2 separate regions of the Homo sapiens genome follow, and region 2 is linked to region 1. A link is a contact called in ENCODE Hi-C or POLR2A ChIA-PET data. All regions are on one chromosome and are shown on one strand. Each heading gives the region's core, a stretch centred on a gene start or an enhancer-like site at or near the end of the contact. The rest is flanking DNA. Distances are from core to core; before and after follow the strand shown. Region 1 has its middle 93 kb from the start of MIR4432. Region 2 has its middle 51 kb from the start of MIR4432.

Region 1 (4,005 bases), core at 987-3,486:
CAGGACAGGGCAGGGCAGGCAGAGAGGAAGCCACCTGAACTAGGAATTAAAGGAGAAAGAGAGAGACCCACAAGTGGAAGACCTGATTCCATTGTTCTCTAGCCAGCTAGTAGGCATACTCTCACTACTTATAGTAGGCAAAGCTCATGAATTGATATTTCAAAGAAAAAGACACATTGGTGGACAACAAATATACAAGAGATTATCTAGTAGTTTTTAGAAAGCAGGTTAAAACATATATCAATTCATGAGTTTTGCCTACTTTCTTATTGTTATATTTGTCTTTTTGATTTACTGATTGCTCTTTACATATTAAGAAAATATGTTACAAAAATTTTCCCCAGTTAGTCTTTTTTTTTTCACTTTGTCTATGGTATTTTTGCTACATAGACCCAGATAGCTATATTTTATTTCCCAGTTTGATAATATTTTGCCATACGAAAGTTTCAGATTTTATGTTATCAAACTAATCAGTTTTTCTTTTATAGCTCCCATAGTTTCATGTCTGCTCTACTTGAATATCATTAAAATTTTCATTTACTTTTTTGTGATTATAGTCTTTTTCAATTTAGGGATCCAGATTTACTTATTTTTCAAAATGTGTATTTTTCCAAATAGCTGTCTCAACACTGCTGACTAATATATCAATTCCCCATTGATTTTCAATGCCATCTTTACAATTTAATAAAGTCTCATACAAATCTGGCTGTATTTATTGGCTTTCAATAAATAATTTTTATTTATTGAAAATAAATTTTTAATAAATAATAATTTTTAATAATAATTTTATATATATAAAATAATACATTTTATCAATTCATGAGCTTTGCCTACTATATTTTGTTCCACTGCTGTTTCTGTCTTCTCTCTGAACTAGTACCATACTGTTTTATTATGATACCTTTACAATGTAGTTTTGGTCAGGTAGAGTGCTGTTCTTTAAAAAATGGGGTTTATGGCTGGGCATGGTGGGTCATGCCTGTAATCCCAGCACTTTGGGAGGCTGAGGCAGGTAGATCACGAGGTCAAGAGATAGACACCATTCTGGCCAACATGGTGAAACCTCGTCTGTACTAAAAATACAAAACTTAGCTGGGTATGATGGCATGTGCCTATAGTCTCAGCTACTCGGGAGGTTGAGGCAGGAGAATCACTTGAACCCAGGAGGCAGAGGTTGCAGTGAGCCGAGATCACACCACTGCACTCCAGCCTGGTGACAGAGCGAGATTCCTTCTCAAAAAAAAAAAATGGAGTTTATCAAAAGAACAAAACTTTAAGAACATTATCCTAGACTAGAGATTTTTCTTTTTATGAAGGATATTCTTACAAAGAGTATATGTTGTTTTCTAAAAACAGAGTGAAATCTGTAAACCAAAAAATATTTAACAAGAATTTATGATATTAATAGCTGGGAGAATGGACAGAAAAAGATAAGGCAGAGAAGACAGCCTAAAGGAATTTTTTCAGTTAGAAGGTGCAAGATCACAAATATCAAAGCAATTAAAAGAAAAGGCAACCTTGTCTGTTGGAGTGATAAAAGAAGGTTTCTCAGGGGTAGTGACCGTGACGGACAGACATAAACACCACTCACAGAGCCACTGCATTGTCATCAGTGGGAAGGGTCCCTTTCCCCTGGAGATATTTCTTGCTAATAATAAAAACTGACATTTATTGAGTGCTTACTGTTTAACAGGCACTGCTCTAAGTGTGTTACGTGCATCAACTCAAACCCATGACAATCCTACAAAATAAGTACATACTCTCATTAGGCCTATTTTATAGGTGAACAAACTGAGGCACATGCCCTCTGTTGCCAAGCTACTCAGTGGCTGAGCAGAATTTGAACATAGTCTGGCTTCAGAAGGTTCATTCTTAATCGTTACGCTTTACTGTCTCCAAAACCAGAGAGAGGACTTGATCCAATGAACCGCCTCTTCCTGAAGCACTCCTCCAGATGACAAAACTATCAACAGAGAAAGGCCACCCGGCCAGCACAGCCTGGATACCCCTGTGTTTGGGCTGCAGAAGCACAAGCTTAATGAAGACCCCAAACTTCCTGAAGGGACAGAGGCACCTGGAACAATGCTGGCCCCCTGGCCAGGGTCTGCAGTGGATTCCCATCAGTGCTTGCAGCTTCTCTCCTGCAGGGGAGCCCAACAGTTCATGCTCCTGCACACTCTCTGGGCCTCCGGTGCAGTCTGGTCACCTGGGTGACCCCTGCCCACCTGGGACCAGGGTGGCCTCTGTCTGACCTTATCCCAGGCTGACAGCTGGCGTCGCACTCACCCAGACAGCCGGAGCTCCAGGCTGGATGGAGTATTGTCTCCCGCCCTGCCTTACAAATAGGAGAGAGAGAGAGCAGGCCACTCCTGTTCAGCCGTGGCCTCAGACGGGGGTAGGTCCCTCGAATTGAGGAGATAGGATGAAACAGAATGCCAGCTGCAAGTATTTCTGACTTTAAGAGAAAAGCAGGGCCCATGGCCTCCTGAAGTCCGGTGCCAGAAATTGTTGAAAACAAAAGGCCCTCTGGTAGGCAGGGTCGGGCAAGAGCACAAAGCCCCATTGTTAGGCTACACCAGCGGTTTTTCCAAGTTTTCTTTTTAAGCCACGGAACCGTTTGTAACCCCTCAGCCATGCCCTCGACGTCTGGAAGGGCTTTCAGGTGGAGCCCATTACCAGGAAGAAAACAATGGTGCTCTGAGCCCATTGCAGGCAGACACGGCATTGAGACAACGGTGCAAAATGTCAATTTTCCCATCGAGTCGCCTTTCATCCCTCACAGAGGCTGTCTCGAATGGGTGTCTGGGACTTCCTTCCCTGACATCCCTCTCCCTCCTCTCCCTGCCCGCCTGAACATGAAAACTGGAGAGGTCCGGATGACCCTTGCTCCTGGATCTGTTCTGGAAGGGCCCTAACCCTGCCCATCGCAGTCTCTCGGATTCTTCACAGCCAAGTAAACCTCCCTCTTCCTAATGCTGACAGCCTCTCAATAGCAGCGCCACCATGAGGTACGGTGCTCATAAATCTCTGCCTCTTATCCATCATTTGCTCCCTACTAGAAGGAAGGAAGAAAACGAAAGACGGAGAAAGGGGGATAGAAATCCTGACCCTGACCCATCGTCTTTTCAAAGAATGTTGGATGCAGAAGGCAGGTACCATAATTCTACTCTGGTCCAACCAGGAGCAGGGCTTCAGCCCTCTTAGCGTTGTGCTGGCCTGGTGGCCTCAGTATCATCAACTCACAGAATCTAATCTGGAATCTATGAGGCTGGATAAGGCTGGAGTAGACTCATGTTGGGAATTCACCTAAACTGGCAGCCCCAAAGTCTTCCCATTGGACTAGAAAGCAAGATAAAGCAAAGATTCTTTGTATTCGGGGAGTCCCAAATCCTTTAAGAATAGGATAAAAGTGAATACATTCATACATGCATTTTGCGTCCAGTTGCAAGAGGTGCATGAATCCTCCACAAATTCAAGGATCTCCAGTTAAGAAGCTCAGGCCCAGCTTTAGAGCTACCCTGTGCCATTCAGGAGTTTATGCCAGAGACAGCTAGATTCTCACCACACCTATTTTCTCTTCTGGGTTCACAGCTAAACCGGTCTCATGGAAAGTCCCCAGACACTCCCTTCCTCTCTGATGCCAAAGACTGAATGGATGATGGCACAGAGCTGGACTCCTGACAAGACTGGCAGACCCCCCAAAAGCTGACCTGGAGGCTCTGGGCCCCAACTGACCATCTGGAGTGGAGGCTGATTTCCCTTCAATGTGTCTGAGGCCTCGCTCACGTGTGTGGCAGATCCCCAAGAAAGCCACTCATGTGGCGGCTGCAGGTTAGATTTAATCCATTCCTAACAGGAGCTGGAATCTATAGTCTACAAGCCTGCCCTCCACAGTGCAGCAACCAGTCAAATCTTCCAGTGATGGGGCTGACTAATTTCCGGAGTACTAAGCATGTTCACCCCCGTGCCAGGGTCTGGAGACAAGGAGAGGAGCTTTCACAGTTC
Region 2 (3,932 bases), core at 750-3,249, 42 kb after region 1:
ACAGTCCTTCCAGGGGGGAGTTTTCATCTTTATTTTATACAGGTGGCAACTGGACCACTGTGAGAGACCGAAGAATTACCCTAGACCTTTTGCTAGCATGTAGAAGAACCCAGAACCAAACTCAGGCCTCTCGGATTCCACACTTCTGCTATTCACCACAAAGCTGTTATTGTGCAAGCTGCTTGGTCTGGTGGAAACGTTAGGAGTGGAGAAATGGAGTTCTAAGGCCAACTCTGCCCTGATGGGCTGCCGGGTGTCCACAGGCAGGTAGCAGGTGGTAGGAGTCATCTGCTGTCATGGAACAGCCCAGGCTTCAGGGTCATACACCTAGAGCTGCATCTCAAGTCTACCATTTACCAATTGGGTGCTCTTGGGCATATCTCTTACCCTTCCCAAAATTCAGCCTCCCCATCTCCAAAAGAGCGATAAATTATATCTTTAAAAGATGGTATTTTTTGAGACAGCATGCGCAAGGCACAAAGCACATAGAAAGTGCCCAAGAATTGGGAATTCCAGTCCATTTTCAGTGTTCACTGGTCCTTGGTTTTCTCACACATTCCACCTCCTGCAGGGTTGTTGGGCTGCTCCAATGAGATGATAAATGCAAATGTACTTGACAAATTCAAGGCATCATCACCATGGAAAGACAGGATACACACACTATATTTTATACAAAATTTAGCCACCAGTTGTACAACCCCGAGCAAGTCATAGAAACTTCCTGTGCCTCAGTTTCCCCGTGTGAAAACCAGGCAAAGTGAAAGCTGCTCCACCCACCCCCACACTTAGCCTTACGAGGACACATAAGTGCAATTTGTAATAATTATACATTGAATTTCAGGCCATACGGTTATACTGGATTTCTAAACAGCCAGATGACATTCCTAGCCCCCTTCCCCAAAATCGTATCATGGAATATCATCCCCGTCACTAGCTCTAACTTTGTGGAATTCTCTTTTGCTGTTTCAACCCCTGATTTGATTCACATCTCCTATCTTGCTCCCGCTGTCATTTTCTCTCCCAGACTCAACACGTGGCTGCACCGATATCCTCCCTCTGTTTCCTTTCTTGTTACTACATGTCCAGTAGCATTGCATAAAAGTGCTCAAAGGGAAGGGTCAAGCTCCGTTTCAAGTCTGAGGTCTGGGATTACATCAAATCCGTAACGTTTATCTGACCTCGCCATCAGCCAAATACTTCCCAATTTAAGTCTCAGTCACATCAAGAGAAGACTGAATAGTACAGGCTGCAGAGTGCCCTGCTTTCGCCTCCATTTTTCTTACTTAATTCCAAGCGTATGGCTCCCAAACCCACTTAGGCCCTGTAATGGTCACAAGCAGTGTGGCCATTGGCAACCAGGCAGCATTTCACCTGAGGCAGCTCAGGGACTGCGGGGCTGCTGTCAGAGCAAACAGACCGCCTCCATGGACTGGAGGGAGCAAGGCTCACACAAAGGGCTTTTTGTTTCAGTTAAATAAGAAGTCATTTTGAGCCCAATTTCCAAAGTGCCTCACTCTCCACGTGCCTTGGGCACACAGTGAACATTACTATTGTATGGCAGAACTCCCCTGTTCTACCTCACACAGCCCAAACTTAGAGGCAGGGGATATTGGCTTAGGAGGTGCCCCCTGGCAGCAGATGGGGTGTGCATCTGTTATCTTGTCCCTTGTGCAGAAATTTATCTTATTGCCACTAAATCAACAATGCATAAACAATAGGGTGCATCCCTAGTGCCTAGGACAGTGCCTGAAACCCCGGGGAAACATGATGAATATTTGTGCAGTGAATAAGCAAATGAATAAAAATAAAAGGAATAAAAAGTTCACGTGGGGGTTAGAAGGAAAAATAGTTTCAGATTTTGTTTTGTTTTGCTTTGTATTTAAATGAAAGAGGAGAAGAAAGAACTATAATTTGAGTTCCAAATTAGAAGGCAACTAGACCCAGGAAAGAGTAAGTCATTTGTTTGACCATTTGGGGGCATAGCAGTCAGCCAGCAGGTACCCAAAACAGACAGTGCAAGGCACAACTCCAGAAATACTTCCAGGTTCGAGAAGTCTCTGTGACTTCTGCCCCCTCAGCCTCCACTCTTCACTTCTGCCTTGTTTTGCTCTCCCTGCTCTGCGTACACAACCTGAATGAGGTTACTTAGCCCTGACAGCTTTCTCTGGGGAGCAATTAGAGCCTTTAAGATCTTACCTATGCTTCACCAGAAGTCTTCTCATTAAATAGTTACTTCAAATGTTCCCAGGGCTGAAAACATTAAGATTTAAAGGGAACAATTGACTGCTTTTTTTCCATGCCAAATCAGACCGTTGTTTAACATGGTGAGAGCTACCACTGAGGTTACTGAAGTAGAAAAAGGGGGTTATATGTTGCTGGAGAACAGAAACTTAGCAGGGAAATTAAAAACAAGACAGGCTCTGGGACCAAGTAAGTCAAAGTGATGTCTTCAAGGAATCAGGCTTTGCAGAGGTCCTGCGGCCCAAAAGTCAGACCCTCAATACCCTCCAGGGCTTCCAAAGCAACTCTGTTCTGCATCCCATCTCACAAAATAATTGGGAGCTACCAGCAAGATGCCTGCCACGAGAGGGCAGCTTCCTGGAGGGGGGCCCTTGAAGGATGGCGAGCCCAGCAAGGACAAAGCGTGGCAGGGTGAAGAGCAGTGTTTGAGACAGCAGGGCCCATCTGAGCCTGGAAGCTTGTTTTGAAGCAGAAGCTGAAGTTCTCCTTTCTGACCATGCCCCACCCTGCCGAGAGAACCTTGCCCTTCATGGGAAAGTGATTTGGGGAGCACCAAAGTCATCTGTGTCTTAGTTGTGTGGGGCATTGAGCTGTCTTGGAATTGTGACTCATCCACTCATGCATTGTGGTTTAACATAGGGTTCCAATGTATTAAAATTTATTCATAATTTCTAAATGGTATCAGGTCAGATTCGAAGATGAAAATAAACATCATCTCCTTCAAAGTTGAAGTCAATTAACCCAGGACAGGAAGAAGACTTCTAAGTGAGCAAAGAAAGAGGAACACATTTGTTTGGTGTCCAGCTCAGGATACATGGAAAACATTCCTTGGTTCCTTTTAGTGCGCATGGGCTTCTGTTTCCCAGAACTGTCCCAGAAAGATGTCTTCACTTTTCTAAGCTGCAAGTATACATAAGCATCAGGATAAGTCAGTAATTAAATCCCTACACAAAGCAAACTCAGATTTTTTTTTGCGTGTGTGTGTTCTTCATAATTTCCCATGTAGGCCTTGTTCTCTTGGCAGGGTGGAGCCCTGTTAAAAAGACCAAGCTGACATAAGCTTGCCTTCTAGCTTCCTGGGCTCCTTCTAGTTTCCTGGGAGCTGGACCCTATGCCCAGCACTCCCCCTTGCCATTCCCCAGTTGACATTGCCATGGTTGGTGATCACTTCATGACAGAAGCCACCTTCCTAGGCATCATTCTTTCCAGGGTCCCTGGAAGGTTATCTAGGCCTTTTGTTCTGAATAAGACTTCGAATTTTCATCAGACCTTCTGTACACATCTCCTACAGGGAACTTTGGCTCTATCTTTGCCAATCCTTTCTATAATGGGGGAAAATCTCATGATAGCATTCTTGCCTCCCCATTGTAGTCACAACTCAAACTGCCAGCCTCTCTTGCAGTTAGAATGCAGGCCTGTGACATAGTTCTGTCTTTGTACACACCTGCATAAGATTTTGCTTTAGAAATGAAGTGAGCAGTGTAAGGAACTGGGCTCAGCAAGGGAATCCCTTCGCTGACACGGTAGCATCAGTTCTTGGGAAGCAGCAGTGCACAGGGTAGAAATGACAAGTTCTTATCATTGAGTTCTCAGTAGCTGCAATGGTGGTTTCATCTTCAGGCCAGTTCTACAGTGCGGTTGGGGCACTTTTTCTGGAAACTTAACCTGGAATTTGCTTTCCCTGCCCCTCA

Evidence for each region. Hi-C counts contacts between places; a loop is a spot of excess contacts on that map. ChIA-PET counts read pairs that join two places held with the same protein, here RNA polymerase II (POLR2A). Pooled maps may share reads with other maps.
Region 2: a loop to region 1 is called in a map of dorsolateral prefrontal cortex, with 5 times the contacts of the local background. The contact joins two enhancer-like sites. A Hi-C loop is called at or near these places in 1 of 168 maps with a recorded cell type or tissue (dorsolateral prefrontal cortex), 2 of 37 single-sample maps with no recorded cell type and 2 of 50 pooled maps. POLR2A ChIA-PET finds 5 or more read pairs at or near these places in 2 of 52 experiments (Panc1 and activated T-cell).

What each region holds. Positions count from the first base shown.
Region 1 is chr2:60,292,820-60,296,824 of GRCh38, forward strand. No RefSeq gene overlaps it. Among named protein-coding and RNA genes, the nearest start is that of MIR4432, 93 kb to the right of the region's middle. Within about 2 kb of position 2,237, at least 2 of the 41 ENCODE cell types and tissues checked have a DNase peak (open chromatin) inside an H3K27ac peak, as active enhancers do.
Region 2 is chr2:60,334,617-60,338,548 of GRCh38, forward strand. No RefSeq gene overlaps it. Among named protein-coding and RNA genes, the nearest start is that of MIR4432, 51 kb to the right of the region's middle. RefSeq lists a silencer at 1,959-2,008 and an enhancer at 2,379-2,568. Within about 2 kb of position 2,000, at least 4 of the 41 ENCODE cell types and tissues checked have a DNase peak (open chromatin) inside an H3K27ac peak, as active enhancers do.